Regions from separate parts of the Homo sapiens genome. Here region 2 is linked to region 1. A link is an interaction called in ENCODE POLR2A ChIA-PET data of the cell type or tissue named here. Cell type or tissue: PC-9. All regions are shown on one strand. Links, peaks and the distances in the headings refer to the core of each region. The heading gives the core; the rest is flanking DNA.

Region 1 (10,975 bases), core at 1,016-9,015:
AGGCAGGAGAACAGGTCTCAAATCTGCCTCCCCAAAAGTCAGGTTAGAGATATATATGGCATAAGGAAGCAAGGTGATCTGAGGTGTGGGGAAAGGTGACTGAGGGTGAAGAAAAGCGAGGTAATTGGCCATGTGTACATGCATAGTCAAGCTTCATGGCTCTTCATGGCTCTTCCTGGCTCTTCATAGGCTGCATGTTCAGAAAATGGTGCCCCTGAGGGGGCAGTTTTTGGCCCGGTGATCTCAAAAGGTCACCTCTCAGGCATTCATGCAGGCCTAGTTGAAAGGTTGGTGGTCTCAACTGGTTTAATCTGGACAGGACCTGCCCCCTAGTTCCTAAAAAACAACTTTAAGTGACTGTTACTGTAGTGACCCACTGTCAGAGATGTTATCTATCAGGAAGCTAGAGGGAGTTGAGGCAGGTGCTTTTGGCTCTGTGACTTTTAGCTACATAGGTTAAAAAGCTGACAAGAAGCAAGTGATTAGAAGCATGCAAGGCAGGTTACATTTGATGGGCTTAATCAGATTAGCCCTTGGTTTCACGCCCAAAGCCATTCCTTCACTCAACACCCCCACGGCTTGCCACGAGCTGGGAACAGGAGAAGTGGGAGACGCTCTTGTTTCCCGGACTTGACAGTCTAATGGGAGAGACAGACACAAGCAGACACGTGTCATGTGGGCAATTCCTGCCACGCTAGAGGGGAAAACACGGCACAGCATAGGAACCCCAAGAAGCTCAGGAGTGTGACTGTCCGAGGGACCACGTTTGATGGTTTACAGGGAAATCATCTGTCTAGGACAGTAGAGAAGCTTTTCTGGGAAGGGCTGTTTAATATACGAATAAAGAGTCCTGAATGTTGGAATTAAGATCCTCGTCAGTAGAAAACTCCTTAGACGCCTCAACATCTGGGAAACATGGCAGATGCCCTGCCCCTAATTTCTCACCAGGTTTCTCCTTCTCGTCTTCCAAAGCTGTGCCTTAACTTCCTCGAAAGACAACATCAGTGCTGGCGGGCCTCAAGAAGAGCCATCCCAAGGTATTGACTAGGCATCAGCGTCTTCACCAGGGCAACACAGAACATCCCTGCAGAGTTCCTGGTGGCTGCAGTGGCTGGTAGGGGATGTATGCCTGCTTTCCATCAGATTCCCAAAGCGGAGCCCCTGGAGGCTTTGGCCCATGGCCCTGAAGCTCCCTTTCACAAGGAAGAAAGACTTTGCAAAGCCAACACCACTATTGGAGAGAAAGTGGAGAATGTGTATTAGAAGTACTAGTCTTTGAAGGCAAAACAGCTGTATAGAGTGAGCTTAAGTGCTGGATCCCTGTGGTTAGGAAGGGACACTAAGCCTCCGGGATGTGAGAGTCCCATGGAAGGCAGTAGGCCCAGGATAAAGCAGGTGTCAGCTCAGAAAGCCCACCATCACCCAGAAAAGGGAAGAAATACGCTACCACCATCACTCTTTCTGCCAATGACTTCTTTGCACACCTCCACCCTATCTCCTGGCTCAGTCTCCCATGTTCTCATAGCTAGGGAGGTCTCCATTGTAATTTGTATGGGGAGGTTAACCTATAGGCCATTCTGATGATCCCAGCTCCCTTTCACTACAACCCCCGTCTGCATCCTTTGCTTTGCAGTAGGATTTGAGAGAGGAAGGATGAAGATGTAGCCACAGGATACATTTAAACAGGCACAGAGTTTGAGGGGTGGGGGGGAACAAAAGCAAAACAATAAAACCTTCACCAGTCATTAAAGAAATGAAAATGAACCTTTTGAGATTGTCAATTTTTATCTGCTAAGTCAAGAAAAGCTAATTTAATTCCTGGCAATTTCACAATAAAAAAAATTGTGCTAGCTCTTGGTGGCATTGTAAGTAGTTAAAGGCTTTTTGGGAAGTAATTTGAAATACATCAAGTCTTGAAAATGATTATACCAGTGGATCCAATCATCTCGCTGGTGGAAATTCATCTGAAGGAAATGATTCAGTGGAAAAAACAACCCGTCTACACTTGTTGCACCTAAATGTCCAGGAATAAGGGAATGACAGAAGAAATCTCAGCACATTCTCTGAATGGAACAGAAACCGAGCGTTTGGAACTAGAATTGCGCAGACTGAATTGAATATGGAAGTGGCTTTAAATGGCATGTTAGGTGGAAACACTGGATGTCTGGTTGAAATTTGGTAAGACACACATTCCCATGGTCAGAATCGGAAAATTTCAACAAATGAAAATCATGGGGTTCACAAAGAGGTGTTGTGGGTTATAGAAAGCTATTTTCAAAAATTTCTTTAATGATTCAAAATTGTTTTTCAAAAAAAGTAGAAGATTTAGAAACATGTATTTTAGGAAGTATGGCCCATGGTGTCTATTGGAAAAAAAGTGGAAGACCTGATGCATTGCCCAAGGGGAACTTCTAGCTTAAGATTACACTGATGAGGACTGGGAAACACTCAGGCACTTTCAGGCACGCTGAGTAACAGGGGTGTCCTTTTACACAGAGACAAGGTGCTCTGTGGTCCACCCTTTACTTGGATCCCCAGATCAGCATTCTCATCAGGCAGAAGTAACCAGAGGAGGAAACAGCATTTCTTCAAAGCTGAAGAGAGCTTTTTGGAGGGGAAAATAAAAAATCCTAGGAACTCCTTGCATGACTGATGGTTTGAACAATGGCTTTGCACCCCAAGACCAGCCTGGCCTCGTGGTTGTAAATCTGGGGGCCGTTGACAAACGGTTTCCCACCTTGGGACTTGAGTCTGCAGTTCAAGAGTCACGTGGGCCTGCCTGAGCCGCAGGGCTTGGCCCCTGTGCTGAGCACAGGCTTCTAGAAGAAGGCTTACGGGAAAGGAAATGCTCGGGTTTCACATGAAGGAGGGTGTGTGTGGAGGGGGCAGGGCGGGAGCAGGAGGGAAAGAATGGTCCCTTTCAACGCAGACAGATGCAGTCTGGCTCAGAGTCAGCCCGGTCTCAAAAAAAACCCAAGTGGTCCAGTAACATTTAAAAATCTGCACACATTCTCAGTTGTATTTTAAATACCGCACAAGGACAGACAATAAATGTGATGGCTTTTCCATCCCCTGCATGTGGAGTGCCTGCCATGTCCTGAAGCTCTCAGCATACTGGCACAGGGAGACACATGTACATGCCCACGGTGGGTGTGTGTAAATGCTACCTACAAACACGAGTGCACACCCACACACACCACTGCAGCACACATACTTCCATTCTCGCCTCAGAAAGCTCCAAGCCTGCAGTTGATCTAAGTTTGGCATGGGCTGAAGGCCACACTTGGAACGGCTGCTTGGACTGTTTCTGAGCAGAGTGACAGGCACAGCTTCTAAGAAAACGAATTCCTTTTTTATCGTGCTGGTAAATGAAGATATCAATCGTTGGTTTAGAAGCTATGCTGCAGGGAAGGACCCAGCCCTGATGCACGCCTTCAGGCTCTAGGACAGAATCATTCTGCTCACGAGCTTCCAGTTTCTAAGTGTTCATTCCATGATGGAGAAAATGACATGGAAAATAGGAGTCACGGGGTTTCCAAGGCTCAGGGAGGGGCTTGCTCCCGGGTGCTCCCATCCTCATGGTCCTTTCCTTGATGTTGTGGCTTATTCAGGTGTTCCTCACTCAGGACAGCCCAGAGCGGCAGATCTGGGCCAGGAAAGGCCCTGGGGTGTCCCACTGGGGAGCCAGCTAGACCTGGGTCAGAGGGAAGCCTCTGTGAATCAGGCACTGTCACGTCAGCCTCTTGAGGACGGCAAATGCCTCATGAAACTGTTGCCTAATGGAAGGCAGTGCGCGTCCTGGGCAGGGGTGGCTCTGCTGCCGGAGGGTAACCTGGAGGGTTGAACTGGGGTGGACGGGAAAGGGGCAAGTAAAGTGTCCCGTGCATCTGCTTTATCCCCTAACCAGCCTGCCAGGAAAAGTGGACAGACAGGTGGGGCTGGGGGCCAGAGAATCGCTGAAGGGCTCACAGGTGGGACTGGCTCAATGGCCGTCCCCAGGCCAGTGGGGTCTGGGTGGGTGCTCACAGCTGCTGGAGAACAGGCCCTGGAATCACACAAGAGCCCAGGAAGCAGTGCGGGGCTGTATATTTATGCACTCCTCATATATTCTCCCGGGACAGCGAGATGTTCTACCGGGAACAAACAGGAGATGCAGAGCCCTGTGCCCTTTGTGCCTTTGGGAAGGTCATGGTGCCCTTGTCCCTGAGCGTGTCCTTTTCTAAGAAGCGTGCTCTGGGCCGGCTCGCTGACTCCTCCTGCTGGGGCCCTGTTCCTCTCTGTTTTGGCTTCGTGTGTACTAAATGGGGCATTTGTGCCAGGCCAGTTCTCAGAAAGCTGGCACTCCAAGGCTTCTCAGGGATCGTCTTGTCCAACCCTCTCATTTTCAATGAGGGACTTCCTGCTCAGAGAAGGCACAGGACTCCCTAAAGCAACCAGGGGCCAGCGAGCTGGGCCAGGGATGCTTGTTATTTCTGCTGCTTCTCACCACCAGTCCCGGAGTCCAGGCTGTCCTGAAGACTGAGGAGCTGGAGGAAGCACTCTATAGCGTGTGAATATTAAACAAAATGTGGGAACACTCATCCTGTGTTGCAACAAGAGTGATATGCTGGAGCAGAATGGGAAGGGGGCACGCTGCCTGCTCTCTGCCCACACACTGGGTTCTCTCCACAACCATTGCCCCCAGCAGTTCAGGCAGGCCCAGGAAGGGGCCTGTGCAAGTCGCTGATGTCCTCTTCTGGGGAGGGAGCTAGAAAGAGCCCTGGTGCCAGAGATCTGGAAGGCAGCAGGGCCCGGGCAGCACCGACAGTCACCCCTCCCTGTCTTCGCCCACGTGTTTCTCTGAAATTGGGGCAGAATGGGAATTAGCTACCTTTGATTTTTTATTGTGTTAAAATACACATAACATAAAATCTACCATCTTAACTTTTTTTTTTTTTTTTTTGAGATGGAGTCTCATTATGTTGCCCAGGCTGGAGTGCTGTGGTGCAATCTCACCTCATTGCAACCTCCGCCTCTTGGGTTCAAGTGATTCTCGTGCCTCAGCTTCCGCAGTAGCCAGGATTACAGGCTTGTGCCACCACACCCAGCTAATTTTTGTATTTTTAGTAGAGACGGGGTTTCACCATGTTGACCAGGCTGGTCCCAAACTCCTGACCTCAAGTGATCCACCCCCAGCCCCAGCCTCCCAGAGTGTTGGGATTACAGGCGTGAGCCACCGCACCCAGCCCTTAAACATTTTTAAGTGTGCAGTTCAGTGTGGCATTAAGTATACTCACAATGGTGCACAGCCGTCACCACCATCCATATTCAGAACATTTCATCTTGCAAAACTGAAACTCTGTCCCCAGGAAACACTAGCTCCCCATTCCCCCTTCCTGCAGCCCGTCACCACCATTCTACCTCCTGTCTCCACGAGTCTGACTACTGCAGTGCAACGGACTGAATGTTCATGCCGCACCCCCTTTTCCACAAAGTCACATGTTGACATCCTGACCCCCAAAGTGATAGTCTTAGGAGGTGGGGCCTTTGGGAGACAATACAAACAGGTGGTGGGGCAGAGTCCTCCTGAATGGGATTGATGGACTTATAAAAGAGACCCGGAGGGATCCTCGGCCCCTCCCACCATGTGAGGGTGCCCTGAAAAGACGGCAAGAACCAGGAAGAGGACCTGCGCCAGGCACCGCATCTGCCGGTGCCTTGATCTCATACTTCTCAGCATCCGGAACAATGAGAACTGAATTTCCGTCATTTATAAGCTACAGTCTATGGTATTTTTCTGTGGCAACGCGGAACAGAACGGCAGGTAGGTGGGTGGTCAGCGGAGTGCCGCGGCAGTTGTGCTCTGGTGATTGGCTGGTTTCACTGAGCGTTCGGCCCTGCAGGTTCATCCAGGCCGTGGCACGTGTTTCCATGACTCCGCCCCCTCGGCCCGCGGTTGCGGCCACCCGGGAGCACGCGGCTTGCCGGGAGCGGGCGCTTGGCACGGGCGCCCTCTAGCGTTGCTGGAATTGGGGCCGTCGCGGCCCAGGCTGGGCTTCCGGAGCTCGGGCCCCGCACTCTGTGGCTCGGGGGCTGGTCCGCACCAGACCCCTCGCCGCGCTCCCGCTTTCCCTGCATTCACACAGGAGGGAGACGCGGACTCGGGGCGTGTGCAGGGAGAGGGCGACTGAGCGTGGGGATTTTCACACGCTTCTGCGAGACTTGGAACGTTGGCTGGCTTGAAGCAGCTTTTCTGGTTTTTTTTTTTTTTCTTTTTTCCTAAGTTAACATTAAGTATTTTAGAGAAAATGGGTTTATGCAGCTGACAGAATGCCCGACCTTGATGATGTTTGTCTGCTGGACTTTCCTGTGTGCTCCACGGACCACCAGGACATCACTTCGGGGCAGCCCGAGAGTGGCTGACGCAGAGTGGCCTGTGTGCGAAAGAGTGGCTCACGTTCATTCCCGGTGAGCGCCCAGGACCAGCCATCCAGAACATTCCTTTTCTTGTTCAAACTAGACACCCCTGGAGATGCCCAGGAACAATGGAGTGAAACTTCGTCGGGGAAGTGGGCCTGGGGAGGGAGTGGGGAGACTCCGGACTGTAGTGGCTATTTCCCCACCCACATCCCGCGCTGGCCAGCCGGGGGGTGCAAAGCAGTGCCGACGCTAAGAATGGTGCAGATGCCAGCACCTCTTCCTTCAAGAGGAGTGGAAACCAAGCAAGGCGGTGCACCTCTGCCAGCTGAGCCCTACTCCACTCATGACATTTAAATATATATACACACACACACGCGCGTATATTATTTGTATGGTAAAATATATACCATAAACATCACCCTTTTAACCATTCTTAAGTGTGCAGTGCACTGGCATTAAGTACATTCACATGGCTGTGCAACCATCACCACCACCCGAATCAGGACTTTCTCCTCGTCCCAAACAGAAACTCTGCCCATTAAACCCCAACTCGCCATCTTCCCTTCTCCAGCCCCTGGCAAGCTCTATTCTACTTTCTGTTTCTGTGGATTTGACCACTCCAGGAACCTGGAGTGGACTGATATAGTATCTGTCTTCTTGTATCTGTGCATAACATCCTCAAGGTTCACTCGTGCTGAGATGTGTGACAGGATTCCCTTCCTTTTTTATGAGATGGGGTCTTGCTATGTTGCCCCAGCTGGAGCACAGTGGCTGTTCACAGGCATAATCCCACTACTGATCAGCACGGGGCTTTTGACGGATTTCCTTCCTAAAGCAGAATAACATTCCATGGTGTGCACAGACCAGTGAGGAAGTTTCAACCGAGCGCAAGTCTGTTGGAGAGGTCGTCCAGGCAAATCTGGTCTCCCTTCCTGCTGCTTTCTGGTCTTTGCTTGGCTTTATGTGGAGGGGTTTCTTCTCTTTTCAGGTCTGTAGTCTGGTGAGAAGACTGAGGCTAAGCCCTGTGGCTGGTCAGCAGACGGGGACCATGCTGAGACAAGCCAGGCAGCTCTGGCTTGGGGGTTCAGGGGACTCCAAGGAGGGAGGAAGCACTGTGGGCTGAGAGGGAACCCACAGGCTGGGTGGGCTTCTTGGAGGAGGAGGCGGGGCTTGAGCTGGGAGGAAGAGGGTCAGATGAGTTGAGTAAGGGAGGGGGACACAGGGAGGCACAGTGGAAAGCTGTCCTCACAGGTGTAAGCATTTGTTTCCAGAGGTTTCCACAACGGACAGTTTAAAGGTGACCTCTGCTATCTCCCTGGTCAGTTTTCCTTTTGCACGAAAACAGCAGAAAGCCAATTTTGAGCTCCTGCATCAAAAAAAGCTATGAGCTCTGGAGGTGGAAAGATTTGGATTTTTCTGCTATTATACTCTGCCACCTTAGACATGTTTCTTAATAACCTGAGACATATCTATGGAATGGGCATGCTCATTCCGTATTTTCAGAGATTTTGCCTGATTTTCAGAGACTGAAAATGACGATCCCAGTTTGGACAACGTGCCTGATTTTCAGAGATTTTGAGGGTATTAATGTATGTGAAGTTGCCCAGCACAGTGCCTGGCACATAGAGATTCTCAATAAATAGTAGAAATGGTAGGAGCAGAAGTAGTGGTGATAGTGACAGGAGAGTAATAGAAGATTAATTCATTCATTTAACTCATACTTACTTCAGCCTGCTGTGAGCAGACATCAGGTATCATAAGCGAAACAGGCAAGACACCTGCATTGAGGAGCTGTGTGAAAAGGGAGATGGTGTGAAAGAGCAAAGTGATAAGAGCAACCAAGATTGTAAGGTCGTGATAAATAAGATGAGGCACCGAGAATAATGCCAGGCCTTTTCCTAAGGCGGATAGCTCAGGCAGTCAGGGAAGACCTCTTTGTGCTGCGATGGTCAGGGCTGGGAGGGAGAGCTGGGCAGGAGCTTGGTGCCTCTGAAGAGAAAGGAGCCCTAGGGGTTGCTCAGGGAGCCAGCAGGGAAGTGCTGAGAGGTGGTTTGGAGGTAGCTAGTAACCAGAGAAGGAGACCGATTGCATTCTAAATGCAGTGGAAAGCCAATGATAAGAGGGTAAAGTGGGAGATGACTAGATCTGATTTATGTTTTAAAGGATAAACCTAAAACTCAGCAACAAAACAATTGAAAAATGATCAAGGGGCTTGAATAGATATTTCTCTGAAGAAGACATACAGATAGCCAATGAACATATGAAGAAATGCTCAGCATCACCAGTCATTAGGGAAATGCACGGCAAAACCACAATGAGATCCCATTTCATACCCATCAGGATGGCTATCATAAAAAAAAAAAAAAAAAACAGGCCGGGCGTGGTGGCTCACGCCTGTAATCCCAGCACTTTGGGAGGCCGAGGTGAGCAGATCATGAGGTCAGGAGATCAAGACCATCCTGGCTAACATGGTGAAACCCCGTCTCTACTAAAAATACAAAAAATTAGCCAGGTGTGGTGGCGGGCGCCTGTAGTCCCAGCTACTTGGGAGGCTGAGGCAGGAGAATGGCGTGAACCCGGGAGGCGGAGCTTGCAGTGAGCCGAGATCGCACCACTGCACTCCAGCCTGGGCGACAGAGTGAGATTCCATCTCAAAAAAACAAAAACAAGTGTTGTTGAAGGTGTGGAGTAACTGGGACTCTTGTGCAGTGTTAGTAGGAATGTAACATGGGGTAGCTGTGGCTGGGAAACTGTATGGTGGTTTCTCAAAAAATTAAGCCTAGAACTACCATAAGATCCAGCAATTCCACTTCTCAGGATACTCAAAAGAACTGAAAGCAGGGGCTCGAACAGCTGCTTACCTGCCATGTTTATAGCAGTGTTATTCACGATAGCCAAGAGGTGGAAACAACCCATGTCCATTGACAGATGAATGAGTAAACAAAATGTGGTCTATCCACACAATGGAATATTAGTCTTCAAAAAAAGAGGACATTCTGACACATACTACAACATGCACGCACGTCATGCTCACTGAAATATGCCAGACACCAAAGGACAAATGCTGTGTGATCCCACTCACACGAGGTATCCAGAGTAGTCAAATTCATTGAGAAAGAAAGTAGAGTGGTGGCTGCCAGGGGCTGGAGTGAAGGGAATGGCGAGCTGGTGTTTAATGGGGACAGAGTTTCAGTCTGGGGAGATGAAAAAGTCCTGGAGATGGATGATGGTGACAGTTGGACAACCAAGTGAATGTGCTTAATGCCACTGAACTGTACTCTTAAGAATGGCTAAGACAGTACATTTGATATTGTTTATATCTCACCACATACACACACAGAGATGGGACTGGAAGGCTGCAAGTGTGGAGACAGGGTCCCAGCAGGCAGGCTGTTGCAGGAACTGAGCACAAGATGCTGGCAGCCCCTGCCAGGGCCGTGGCTATGAGTGGGGAGAAGCAGGCGGCCTGCGATATGGCACAGACAGGACTGCCACAGGTTGAATGTGGGAGTAGGGAGGGGAAAGGACCCAAGGAGGAGACCTCAAGTTTTGAAATGGGCAACTGTGTCGTGCCATTTGCTGAAATGATGGCAACTGGGGAAGGGTCTCTTTCAGGGGGAAAAGCAAGTGCTCCTTTTTGTCCATACCATTATTTCAAAACCATTTCATTGAGGTATAATCGACACACAATAAACTACACATATTTAAAATGCATGATTTGATAAATTTCAACGTATGCACATACTAAATTTGAGATGTCTATTACATATCCAAGTGGGTACGACAAGTCGTCAGTTGGATATTTAGAGCTGGAGCTCAGGGGAGAATTTAGAAGGAGTCATGTAATTTTGGAAATGACCAGCATAGGGAGGGTATTTACAGACTCGAGACCAGACAAGAGCATGTTAGAAATAGGAAGAGGAAGAGTTCCCATTTCTTGAATACCAGTGTGTGCTGGGCACATTTACTGTAAGCTACTTGTTGCAACAGCCTGAGGGGAAGGAAGTATCACCTTTGTGATGGAAAATGCTAGTTGTAAGCCAACATCCACTCTAACCCTCATTCATAAAAATAAATTCTACCTGGGATCTGGATACCAACCAGGTACAACCTCTCCCAGTCCTCTCTGCAGTACTTGGGCCAACTTAGCTAAATTCTTCCCATAATGTGGGCCATTTCCATATTGGGGCCCATAAAACAATGGGAGTGCATCATCCTTCCTCACTGCTCCCTCCTTACTGACAACAGTGGCAATGACCACAGCTACCCTGGAAGTCATGGGCCAAAGATGGCAGACATGCTCTCTGCCTGGGGCCCTGAATGACTGCGTGGCCCAGAACCACCTGTCAAACTAGAACATTCATCTAGACTATGATGCGAGAGAGCAACAAACTCCTTTGTTAGTTTTTAAATTTAAATTATTTATTTACTTTTTAGACATAGGGTCTCTTTTTGTTGCCCAGCCTGGAGTGCAGTAGCACAATCATTGCTCACTGCAGCCTAGAACTCCTGGCCTCAGGCGATCCTCTTGCCTCAGCCTCCTGAGTCAGCTGGGACTGCAGGTGCTCACCACCAT
Region 2 (10,975 bases), core at 1,675-9,674, 700 kb before region 1:
ATTGACTGATGTAGATAATGCTTAACGTTTGGATTTGGGAAAGATTTCAGGAATTAATCCTGTGGTAGGACTCTGAGGAGGAAGTCAACTGTGGACTCTGGAGAGGGGTCTTCAGAGGAGTCTCGCAACTGTGGACTCTGGATAGGGGTCTTCAGAGGAGTCTCGCAACTGTGGACTCTGGAGGGAGGTCTTCAGAGGAGTCTCGCAAAGCCTGTAGTGGAATAGGCAGCATTGTTGTTTCCATGGCAGCTTGGAATGTGGAGGTGGAAGCTGCTTCCCTGGGGCTCTAGGCAGGAATAAGCCTTCGAGGTTTACAGGTAGAGTCTCATGCTGGATGACTGGGTTACAATTTAGTATTCTTCAGGTAGAGCAACCAAATAATGCTTTGAAAGATTCATTTATCTTATAGGTCAACAGTTTTTGTTTTCTATTTAGTTGTAGTAAGATTGTGTTAATAGGCAAATATTTTTGTCAGGGATGATCTGGGCAAAGTACCCATTTCTGGTACCTGAATTCTGGCCTTGGAATTAAGATAAATCTGTAAAGGGAGAGGAGAGAAAGATGAACATGAGTTTGATTCCTGACCTCAGTACTCACTGGGTGTCACAGGCAAATTTACTTTTTTTTTGTCTTGCTCTTGCCCAGGCTGGAGTACAGTGGCGTGATCTTTGCTTACCGCAGCCTGGACATGCTGGGCTCAACTAATCCTCCCACCCCAGCCTTCTGAGTAGCTAGGATCACAGGTGTGTGCCACCACACGTGACTCATTTTTGTATTTTTTTTTTTTTTTTTTTTGTAGAAACAGGGTCTCTCTATGTTGCCCAGACTGGTCTTGAACTCCTGGGCTCAAGTGATTCTCCTATCTTGGCCTCCCAAAGTGCTGGGATTACAGGCATGAATCACCATGCACAGCCCATGGGCAAACTTTTGAGTCTTTTTGAACCACCCTTATCTGTACTAGGACGAAAGAAAGTGCCTTGCGTAATGATCTTCTGGAAATGAGAACATTGTTATCCTGGAGGATCACTTTGGTTTTTCTTGTATACCAGACTGGATGCGGGCAGTGTCCTACCTCTGGACAGTGATTGGCTGATGCCCTCTCTCACCCCATCTGCAGTGAAGCCCTGGGGAAAAGTGGAGCCACGGGAGACCCCCACCACTAGAAGTTTGCTTCAGGGACTCTTGCTTTTCCTGTCTTCTTCCCCTTCCCTTTCCCCACTTCATCACATCAATCATAGAGTTTGCCTCCAGGAGCTAGCCTCTGGTGTGGTTGCTGCCCAGAGCCTGGCTGCCTGGCCACTTCCATTGCCCCATTGTCGACTGGAGCCTTATTTTACTCACTTCTCAGATGTCATACCTGGATCCCACTTGTTGAAGCTGTCAACGGGGGGTATTGGGGCTAATTCCAGGGGCAAAAAGGGAGCTCTACAGCACTACACAGTTGTACTGAGAAAGCTATTCCATGCAGCAAATGCATTGTTCAGGGTTACTCTTAACACTGCACATTATGGCGCAGGAACTAAATTTGTGTTCAAATGAATGCCCTTCCTACAGAGAAGTGGACTCCAAGTTTAAATAGCTGATTTCCAAGTTTTCTTTGGAAGGATTTGTTAAAGCACACACTTTGGATCAGTTCTTACCACCAGTTCCAAAGCTCACCAAGCTTAGGTGGAAGGAGGCATGGCTGCCCTGGGGATGGGGAAGGGATGCTTTCTTAATTGTACTCTGCATGGGAGAAATGTTTCTTTCTCTTAAAAGCAGTTTTACCTGTTTAAAAAACGGGCTCAGCTCAAGGCAGATCACTTAAGGTGGGACGGAGAGGGTTTGGAGTGTATATTGAAGAAAAGGAGAGTGCTTATAAAGGTGGGGGAGGAAAAGGAGGACGTGAAGGCCCAGAAGTGCTGAGAAGCACAGAAGGGTGGTGTTGGTGTTGGCTTTTCAGTCTTCATTTTCCTCTGTGAGTGGATCCTTTTAGATCAGTGGTGGGATGTCATAAACGTTTAATCCTGAGTGACACAGAAGGTGACACAGGCTTGCACTTTATATCCAAGAGGAACCAAGCACACTCAGATAGGTGCCTGCCATTCTTGTTTCTCTAGGAAAAGTTCCTAAAGGTGCTAAGAGGGGTACATTTTGTCTAGGTTCAGCACTGGGAGGGAGGTGTAAGAAGCTGCTTGCCTTCTTTTTACCTTGTACTTCACTGCGTAGACCCAGCACAGGCTTGGGCCACGTGCCGAGAAAGGGCCGCACAGCCACAGGTTGGCTCTCATTGAGCATGGTTATGTGTTAACTACCCATATTTCCTGGAAATGCCACAGAACTGAAGTTGGAAGCAGGTAGGAGAGCCTATGTCTGGACAGCAAGGGGAGTCCTGGGCAGCTGCACTTACATGGACCTTGGGGAGCTGGCCCCGTTGTTGCCTTGCTGTCATGGCCACTGAGATTCAGCTGCTATTGTGACCCAGGGGACCTCTGTGTGGCACAGCCTTCTGTTCTGGAATCCCAGGGAAACAGCTCTGGCCTGCCCGCTCCTTCCTATAGTTCCAGCCACAATTGGCACCTCACTCCCTGCATCCAGTGCAATCTCAGGTGTCTCCTGCTGTGCTTGCCTTTTCCACAGTCACTCTCTAGGAACTACTGAAATTCTCACTAGAATCAGCTGTTTCTCTAGATATGGAGCTTGTTCCAAAAGAATACTTTGCTTTTTTGTTGATGTTCTGACCTTTGATTTCAGTCCTCTCCAAAGATAAGAAACTTGCCATTTGTAGTTGAAGCATCCATAAAGCATGGTTCTGATGTTGGTGGTGTAATAGAATTACTTGGGCAGGTTGAATAACTCTTGGCTCTTCTATGCAGTTCAGTGGGCTTAGGGTAGAACTTGGAGCTGGCTGTTTTTAGAAACATTCTGAGGTGTTTGAAAAGTGAGGTGTTGTGGTTGAGAACCATTCATTTATGGGGACCGTAGTAGTGACTTGAAACATTTTATATATATATATGACATATATATGGAAATATATATATTTCATAAACTTTTTTCCTTAACATTTATTCAGAATAGTAAAAATAATGTTCACTATTGAAAAATTGGAAGTATAGGAGGATATAAAGTTTCAGGGGGAAAAAAAACAACACCCGCAATCCCACCACTCAGAAGTAATTACTGCCTGCATTATCTTTTCTTCATTGTTTTGACTAACTTGTTACTGATTGACTTCACTGCTTTTCAGCAAATGTTACTGGCCTTGAGTTGGATATGGAACTTAAATTCCATCTGGAATCATTCCTGGATGATTCTTTCAGAGTCATCAAGTACTGATTGAGTACGAGGGACTCCAGGGATGAATGCATCTGGGGGTCTAGGGTGAGGAAAATCCCAGCCTCAAGAGATCTTGTTAGTTAACCAGCTTAGCACCTCCTATTATGATTGTCATAGACATTTGTGTGTATATTTTAGTTCACATGTTAGGTGTTTTTAATGGTTTCATATTATTTTGAGTGATAGAATTTAGGAGAGTAAATGCTAGTAGAATCAGAGTTCATTAGTTTTTGACATGTTATATGCAAACACTTAAAAAAATTCCTGTGATGTTTGCTGAAGTTTGCATTTCCAGATACTCATATTCCATTTCTGTGTATTCTGATAGGAGGGTTATAATATCTCTGTTGTTGGGGCTATTGCTCTGGAGTATTTATCGATTAACTTTTGTTAATGATATACTCTGTGAAAGCACTTTATTAACTGGATTAAAAAAATTAATTGTAGCACACAGTAATGCGAAAATTTAGTTGGAATGTTGCCCTTATGGACAGTTATCATAGGCAGAATCTAACTCTTAGATGGGAACAGCAATCATGATCTCACAGGTCTCCTACAGCTCTGACAAATTCTTTCAAAATTAGTGAACTGCATTCTGGGTCTCTACTATAGAAGAGTCTCTGACTTCACGGGTTTCATGTTATTTCTACCCAGGAATCAGGATGCCTCACCCAAAGGCAGTTTTGACAAAATTAAAGTATATTGTTGGTGAGTGTCCAGAAGAGAGTGAAAACTGGGATGGCCTGGCTCAGTGTTGGTCTAGCAGAAACTACCTCTAGTGTAATTGTTTCCTTTCTCCCTCCTCTTTGTTTTCTGCCTCTATTTCATTTCTTTCTTTTCACAGTTTTTTCTTTTCTATTCCTCTCTCTTTTTTTCTTTTCTTAGGTTAGGCTTTCAGGGGCTGGAATGGGAGCAGAGTTCACCTGCCAGGAAGTGAGAATGGCAGGAAAGCTGGAATGGCAGTCCTTGGCTCTCCTGTGGTCGAGGTCTGATTACCTTCTAGGTAGTCATTGTGTCCCAGGAGATTTCAGAGAACAAACAGTGGAATCTTATTTAAATAGTTCTGTTAGGAGCATTAATGTTGTTTGTAGGTCATGGTCCAGATGGAAGCTGGCCCTTTTCTGACAAATACCTGGAAACATTTCCTTATTCTACTGTACGTTAGGATTTTGCAATCATTCTTTTCTGATCCCTAGCTTACTGGATAATCACAAAGGCTTTTTACTTCCTTTGTGCTGTAATATTGATCATCTGTGTTGGTTGGTTTACAGCCAACACACTGATCCGGATGCAAGCCGGAAAATCTAAGGGTTGGCAAATGATTCGTCATTTGCATAGAACAGCCTAGGACTCTTCAGAATGAACTTATGGAAGAGAGCTGTGGCATAGGAGCAGGAGAAGGTACAAGTTAGGGAGCAGTTTGGTATTGCACTTCATCTTTAGTTCAGCTTTGTTGCAGGGATCAAGACTGCAAGTTAAAGGGCAAGTTAGGGGGCACCTCTGTCTTTAATGAGATCATAGGATAAAGGCTTATTTATTTGTTTGTTTGTTTATTTATTGAGACAGGGTCTTGCTTGGTTACTCAGGATGGAGTGCGGTGGTGCAGTCTTGGCTTACTGAAGCCTTGACCTCCCCAGCTCAGACAATACTTCTGCCTCAGCCTCCCGAGTAGCTGGGACCACAGTTGTGCACTACCATGCCCAGCTAATTTTTTTTTTTTTTTGTATTTTTTATAGAAACGAGGTTTCACCATGTTGCCCAGGCTGGTCTTGAATTCCTGGGCCCAAGCGATCCACCCACCTCGGCTTCCCAAAGTGCTGAGGTTACAGGCCTGAGCCACCATGCCCGGCCAAGGCTTACTGTTCATCTCAGGTAGCGTCTGACATCGTGTGGACGTACGTGCGTTCAAATCTCCTCTCTGCCAGTTCTCAGTTCTGTGACTTTCAAGTAATTATTCAGCCTCTCTGTGCCTCAGTTTTCTCTTTTGTAAAGTGAGGATAATGGTACTAGCCATAGGTGAGGGTTGAAGGACACAGTGTCTGGCACATAATATTAATAAATATTCATTAATGTTTTACTCTTGGCTGTCCTGAACATTAGTCTGCTTTGACCTAGAATTCTTTTCCTGAAGACACGCTATAATTTTGATGAGAGTAAACAACTAACTCTTATTTGCATGTTCAAATAAACATGTTTTTATGAAGGTACTTGGTGTTCATTAACAAATGCTATACTTATGATTTTTTTTCTCTGAGACATAATACCAAACTTGTACATAAAATATTTCTGATCACTGATCTTCGCTCCTATAACTATAAAATTATATGTAAAATAGCTAAAAACTACTCAGTGCACTCTTTAGAATATATGTATTTCTCCTATGAGAAGCATCATTGAGATCTTTATTTGGGAAGCAATTAGGTTGCAAATTGAAAACAGTTTCCAACATCATCACCAAACTGAAAATGCCAAGTTGTCTGAGTCTAATGTCCAGAAGTCATTGTGGCCCTGTGGTCAGTGTTCTGCATTAGGGATCCCTGCAACAGAGCTGAATTAAAGATGAAGCACAGTAACCCAACACCTGTGTCAATAAGGGTGGATAATTTCTAGGGTTCCACAACGGGCTGTCAGTATCTTTCTCATTATTCCCCCAGCCTTTGTTTCACAGCCCAGTGGCTTCAGTCACTATGTCCATTTTCTTATCTCTTAAGGACTGTTCAACTCATTATATTTGGTTGCTTTCCCCATCCTACCCTAAACTGTTGTTATATAAGATCTTCTAAATTACCTTTCACGGCTAAACCCTGCAACTTCAGTCCTTGTCTTACTTGCTTTGTTGGCGTGTGTTATCACTGTCACTTTTCCTCTTGATTTTCCCTCCTCTGCTGGTTTTCCTTGTACCTCTTTGTCAGTGCATTGTTCTGCCCACCCTTGCAGGTTAGTGTGTCTTAACATACCATTCCTGACTCTCTCCTACTTTGTTCACTTTCTATGTCTACAACTGCAGTCACTCTTCCCTTGTGAATCCCAAAGCCTTGTCTCCAGTCCAGATTTGTTTCCTGAGTTCCAGACCCTGAGTTCCAAATGCCTCAACATTTCCATGTAGGTATTTCATAGACATCTCCTACTCCACATGTCCCTCCCTTCTATCATCTCTGTGTTTTTCCCCACCCTATTTCAAAGCAGGACCACAATCCATTTGGGAGCCAAAGTCAGAAATCTTGGAGTCATCCTATCGTCCTCCTTTCCCCTCACTCCTCATGTCTTCACCAGCAGGTCCTGCTGATTTTACCCCACTAGCATAGCTTTGGTAGCGGTGTCATCTCTTGTCCTTTCCTTGCCCACATCAGTTACCTTGTCCTGCCTGGGCTGTTATAGTAACCTCCTACCTGGTCTTCTGCTTCCAGTCTTTTTTTTTTCCATTCATTTGCTGCCAGTGAGTTTTAGCTGGAGTGACCATCTGATCATGTCAGATGGTCGCTCCTCAGCTTAAACTATTGGTGGCTCTCTCTTGCCCTGGGGGGAGTGTAAACTCTCCAGTGTCCCAGTGCCTTTGTGACTAGCACTTTCCTGCCTTTGCACCACATGCCCCCTGGCTTGTGTGTGTTTTGTAACCCAGCCATTTTGTACGGATAGTTTCTTGAATTCACCATATCCACATTAGTCATGGTTCTCTGGAGAAACAGAACCAGTGGGATGGATGGATATGGATATATATATATGTGTGTATATATATATAGAGAGAGAGAGAGCGCGCTATTGATTGATTGATTGATTGATTGATTGATTTGAAGGAATTGGTTCATGTCATTGTGGGGGCTGGCAAGTCTGAGATTTGCAGGGCTGGCTGGCAAGCTAGAGACACAGGAAAGAGTTGATGTTGCAGCTCCAGTCCAACATCTAGGCCGCTTGGAGGCAGAATTAGTTGTTCCTCCTGGGTAATGTCTTTGAGTGGATGAAGCCCACTCACATTGTAGGGAGTATTACTCAGTGTACTGATTTAAATGTTAATCACATCTAAAAAATAGCCTTCAGAGCAACATCTAGGCAGGTGTTTGACCAAGTCTGGTTGGCATATCCTAGTTAGCACACAAAATTAACTGCCTCACTGTCTTTCTCAATGTTGCTCGTGTTTGTATCTGTCCAGATTTCCCCCACACCTACTGTGGTGCCTACTGACCGCCTGGAAACCTGCCACTCATCCTGTGCTCCACTCTCAGCCTGCCCTGACCTTCTCAAGCAGCACAGCATTTCTTAGTACAGCATTTCCTTTTTTTGTTCCTAATTGGCTGGTAATTGCGTCTATTACAGTATTCCCCCTTTGCTGTGAGTATTCTTAAATTGCCTAACAGAATCAGTATGCCTCAAGGACCAAGCTTCTATTGTTTACATTCACCAGTGCTTAAGCACCTGATGAGTACCCAATAATTGTGTAATGAGGCACCGAATGAATGGAGACATTTGGGCCAAAGGGTCGGAGATAAGCAGTGAGAATGGAAGCAGTTGAGGGAGAAAGCAGAGGTTTTGGAGCCATTTGGAATTGGAGGAATCCCATTCACTGCACCAGGGTGTGGTCTCTAACCCCAGGAGAGCATTTTAGACGCCTAGGGAAAGCAGCTCTGCAGTCAGATTGACAGGATCGGAGTAAACCTCTGAGAAGCTCCAAAACTCAATCCCAGATCATACTTCTTACAGTGAGTGCTGGTCTAATGATTTCCATAGAATTTGCATCGTAATTTGGTGACAGTGTGTAAAAGCTGTCATTATCAGACTTCAGCATACTAGTCGCTTCCAGCTAATCACCTCCATGCAGGGGAGCCTAGACTGAAACATTGTTGCTTTTCATTATTTTGGAGAATAATTTAGGTAGAATTACTGTTTAATTTTTGTATTTCCTATTTAAGAAAACCTGTTTCTTTACGGCCCTTTGACTTTCATTTTCTCTTTTTCTTCCCACTGACCTGGCGGCTTCTTAAAGGGGCAGCACCAAGTTTCCTGTTGCCCCTGTGGGCAGTGGCCACAGATTGTCTTCTTTTTCTTCTTTTATACCCCATGGCACATTCTGAGAGTATTTTCTTTTTTCGTTGTTGTTTGTTTTCTTTTTGCTTGGGACTGCTATAATGTGAATATGATATTCTCATTAATTCATTTACTCATGTTGCAAAATTCACTAAAATCCCTTTGTTAAAAGAACATTTTAAGGCCGGGCATGGTGGCTCACTCCTGTAATCCCAGCACTTTGGGAGGCCGAGGCAGTCGGATCACGAGGTCAGGATATGGAGACCATCCTAGCTAACACGGTGAAACCCCGTCTCTACTAAAAATACAAAAAATTAGCCGGTCGTGGTGGCGGGTGCCTGTAGTCCCAGCTACTCTGGAGGCTGAGGCAGGAGAATGGTGTGAACCCGGGAGGCCGGGAGGCGGAGCTTGCAGTGAGCCGAGATTGCGCCACCGCACTCTAGCCTGGGTGACAGAGCAAGACTCCGTCTCAAAAAAAAAAAGAACATTTTAGATGACACTACTTTAAGTAATGTAATATTGTGTTTAAGGGAGCTTGATTAAAATAATAAAATGCAATTGAAGTCAAAACAGATGGATAAATCATGATATTACAAGTGAGAACTGGAATTCTACGTGAAGCCAGGAATAAAGCTGAGAGGTAATCTTTGAGCCACAATTTTGTGTTTTTTTGTTTATTTGTTTGAGATTGGGTGTTGCTTCTTGCTCTGTTGCCTAGGCTGGAGTACAGTGGCTCCTGTAACCTCAAACTCTTAGATTCAAGCAATCCTCCCACCTCAGTCTCCTGAGGAGTACATTACTTGTGGTAATGTACTACAGGTGTACATTACCATGCCTGGCTAATTAAAAAATTTCTGTATAGACGGGGTCTTGCTGTATTCCCCACGCTGGTTGTGAACTCCTAATCTCAAGTGATCTTCCCACGTTGGCCTCCCCAAATGCTTGGATTCCAGGTGTGAACCACTGTGCCTGAGCTTGTACATCCCTTCTTAGAAGGCCACAGCTTTATTACCATTATCAAACAGGGACATACAAGTACAGGTTGAGTATCCCTTATCTGAAGTGCTTGGGAGCACAAGTGTTTCAGATTTTTTTTTTTTCCGATTTTGAAATATTTTCATATACGTAGAGAAATGTATATACAAATCTTGGGGGTGGGACCCAAGTTTAAACATGAAATTTGTTTATCTTCATATATACCTTAAACACATAGCCCGAAGGTAATTTTATACAACACATTAAGTAATTTTATGTGTGTAGCAAAGTTTGTGTACATTGAACTGTCAGAAAGTGAAGGTGACTCTATCTGAGCCACCCATGTGGACAGTCTGTAGTTGTCTGGCATCCCCATCCTTCTTGAGGCTGAATTTATATGCTACGTATAAGCAATTATTGTCTCACATCTATTCACATTAAAGCACTTAACAGTAAAAAATATGACATGCCATTATTACAGCGAGAAAATAAGTGTCAGGGTAACCAAGCAGCACAGAGCATCACCAGACATCTGTACCAGCTGCTAAACCACAGCAACAGCACACAGCAGCAGGCTTTCCGTCTCCATCTGTGAGGCCTTGTGTTGACTAAAAGGTTACCGTACCTGTATCTTGTGTTTGGTGGGTGAAAAGAAACATCAGAAGTATTGAAGGACCGGGAAATTGAGTCCTCTAGGGATAAGGAGGCGTTCTGCTGGATGGCTTTTAAAGATGTTTCCTCCGGAGTCATCTGCCTCATTAGCCATGATTTTTGTCTTACAAGTCTTTGATTTTATACACTGACAGGATTTCATGTTTTATTGTGAATGCACACTGCCCTAGCCCTTGAATAAGCCCTTCACACATTTTCAACATGTTGTCTCTGGGCACTTTTTCTGCAGTGTTGACATCATCTTCATTGTCACCATTATAGGTTGAATATCCCTTATCTGAAATGCTTGGGACCAGAGGGGTGGAATTTTCCACTTCTGGTGCCATGTTGACACTAAAAAAGTTTTGGATTTGGGGACATTTTGGATTTTCAGATTAGGGATGCTTAACCTGTAGTTGTATAATTTATGACATTTGAAGAAAACGGAAGTGACCCGGCTGCTCAGGAGCAATATTCATGATACTGAAATCAGAGGGAATTTTTTTTTAAAGTTTCTGGTTTAAGTTGGTGCCCAGGAGGTGTGGTCTTTTAACTGGTGTGGTCGGTGCTCTGTTTGTTACTGGTCTGTGACAAGGTAAGTACAGAAAATGAGAGTAAATTTAGAAGCTTTTATAGCAAGTTCCTGAGACATTTACATCTAATCATTTTTTTTTAGTAACTCACCTTCAGTTGTATTTTACAAAAGAACCAGTTCATGATGGATTAGAAATTTAAAATGAGGATGCTGACAATAACTAGTTCTTTACTGCAGACAGTTTGAGAAGCACTGGTTTAGAGGATCCTGTGTAAAGTGATTACGAATATCGTCCATATAGTAAGTTCTATGTTGTCTTCTCACTTAACAGGATGCACTGTTGGCTGATGGCCTAATGACAGCATGCTCTTCAGCCAAACTGGTTCTGTAGGACTCAAGTTTCTACCCTCTCTATCATCTGGCTTCTATTTAGATTTTGCTTTATTTCCAAATTTTTATTTATCTTCTGGGTAGGTAATA

Evidence for each region. ChIA-PET counts read pairs that join two places held together with the same protein. Peaks named below come from ENCODE experiments on the same cell type or tissue, not always from the same donor. Only the 100,000 strongest peaks of a DNase experiment are listed, where the experiment ranks them.
Region 2: POLR2A ChIA-PET joins it to region 1 with 9 read pairs; 1 of 35 experiments calls an interaction of 5 or more read pairs at or near these places.

Annotation. Positions count from the first base shown.
Region 1 is chr6:1,519,153-1,530,127 of GRCh38, reverse strand. All of the region lies in intron 2 of LOC102723944 (a long non-coding RNA gene), which reads left to right. Among named protein-coding and RNA genes, the nearest start is that of FOXCUT, 81 kb to the left of the region's middle. RefSeq lists a silencer at 5,896-5,955 and an enhancer at 5,860-6,029. In PC-9, for the core only: CTCF peaks have their summits at 5,820 and 6,024 (motif pointing left); no DNase peak of the experiment used is centred there; H3K4me3 peaks cover 578 bases.
Region 2 is chr6:2,219,229-2,230,203 of GRCh38, reverse strand. All of the region lies in intron 1 of GMDS (GDP-mannose 4,6-dehydratase), which reads left to right. Among named protein-coding and RNA genes, the nearest start is that of GMDS, 21 kb to the left of the region's middle. RefSeq lists a silencer at 3,155-3,449 and enhancers at 7,409-8,026, 8,193-8,262. In PC-9, for the core only: no CTCF peak of the experiment used is centred there; no DNase peak of the experiment used is centred there; H3K27ac peaks cover 968 bases.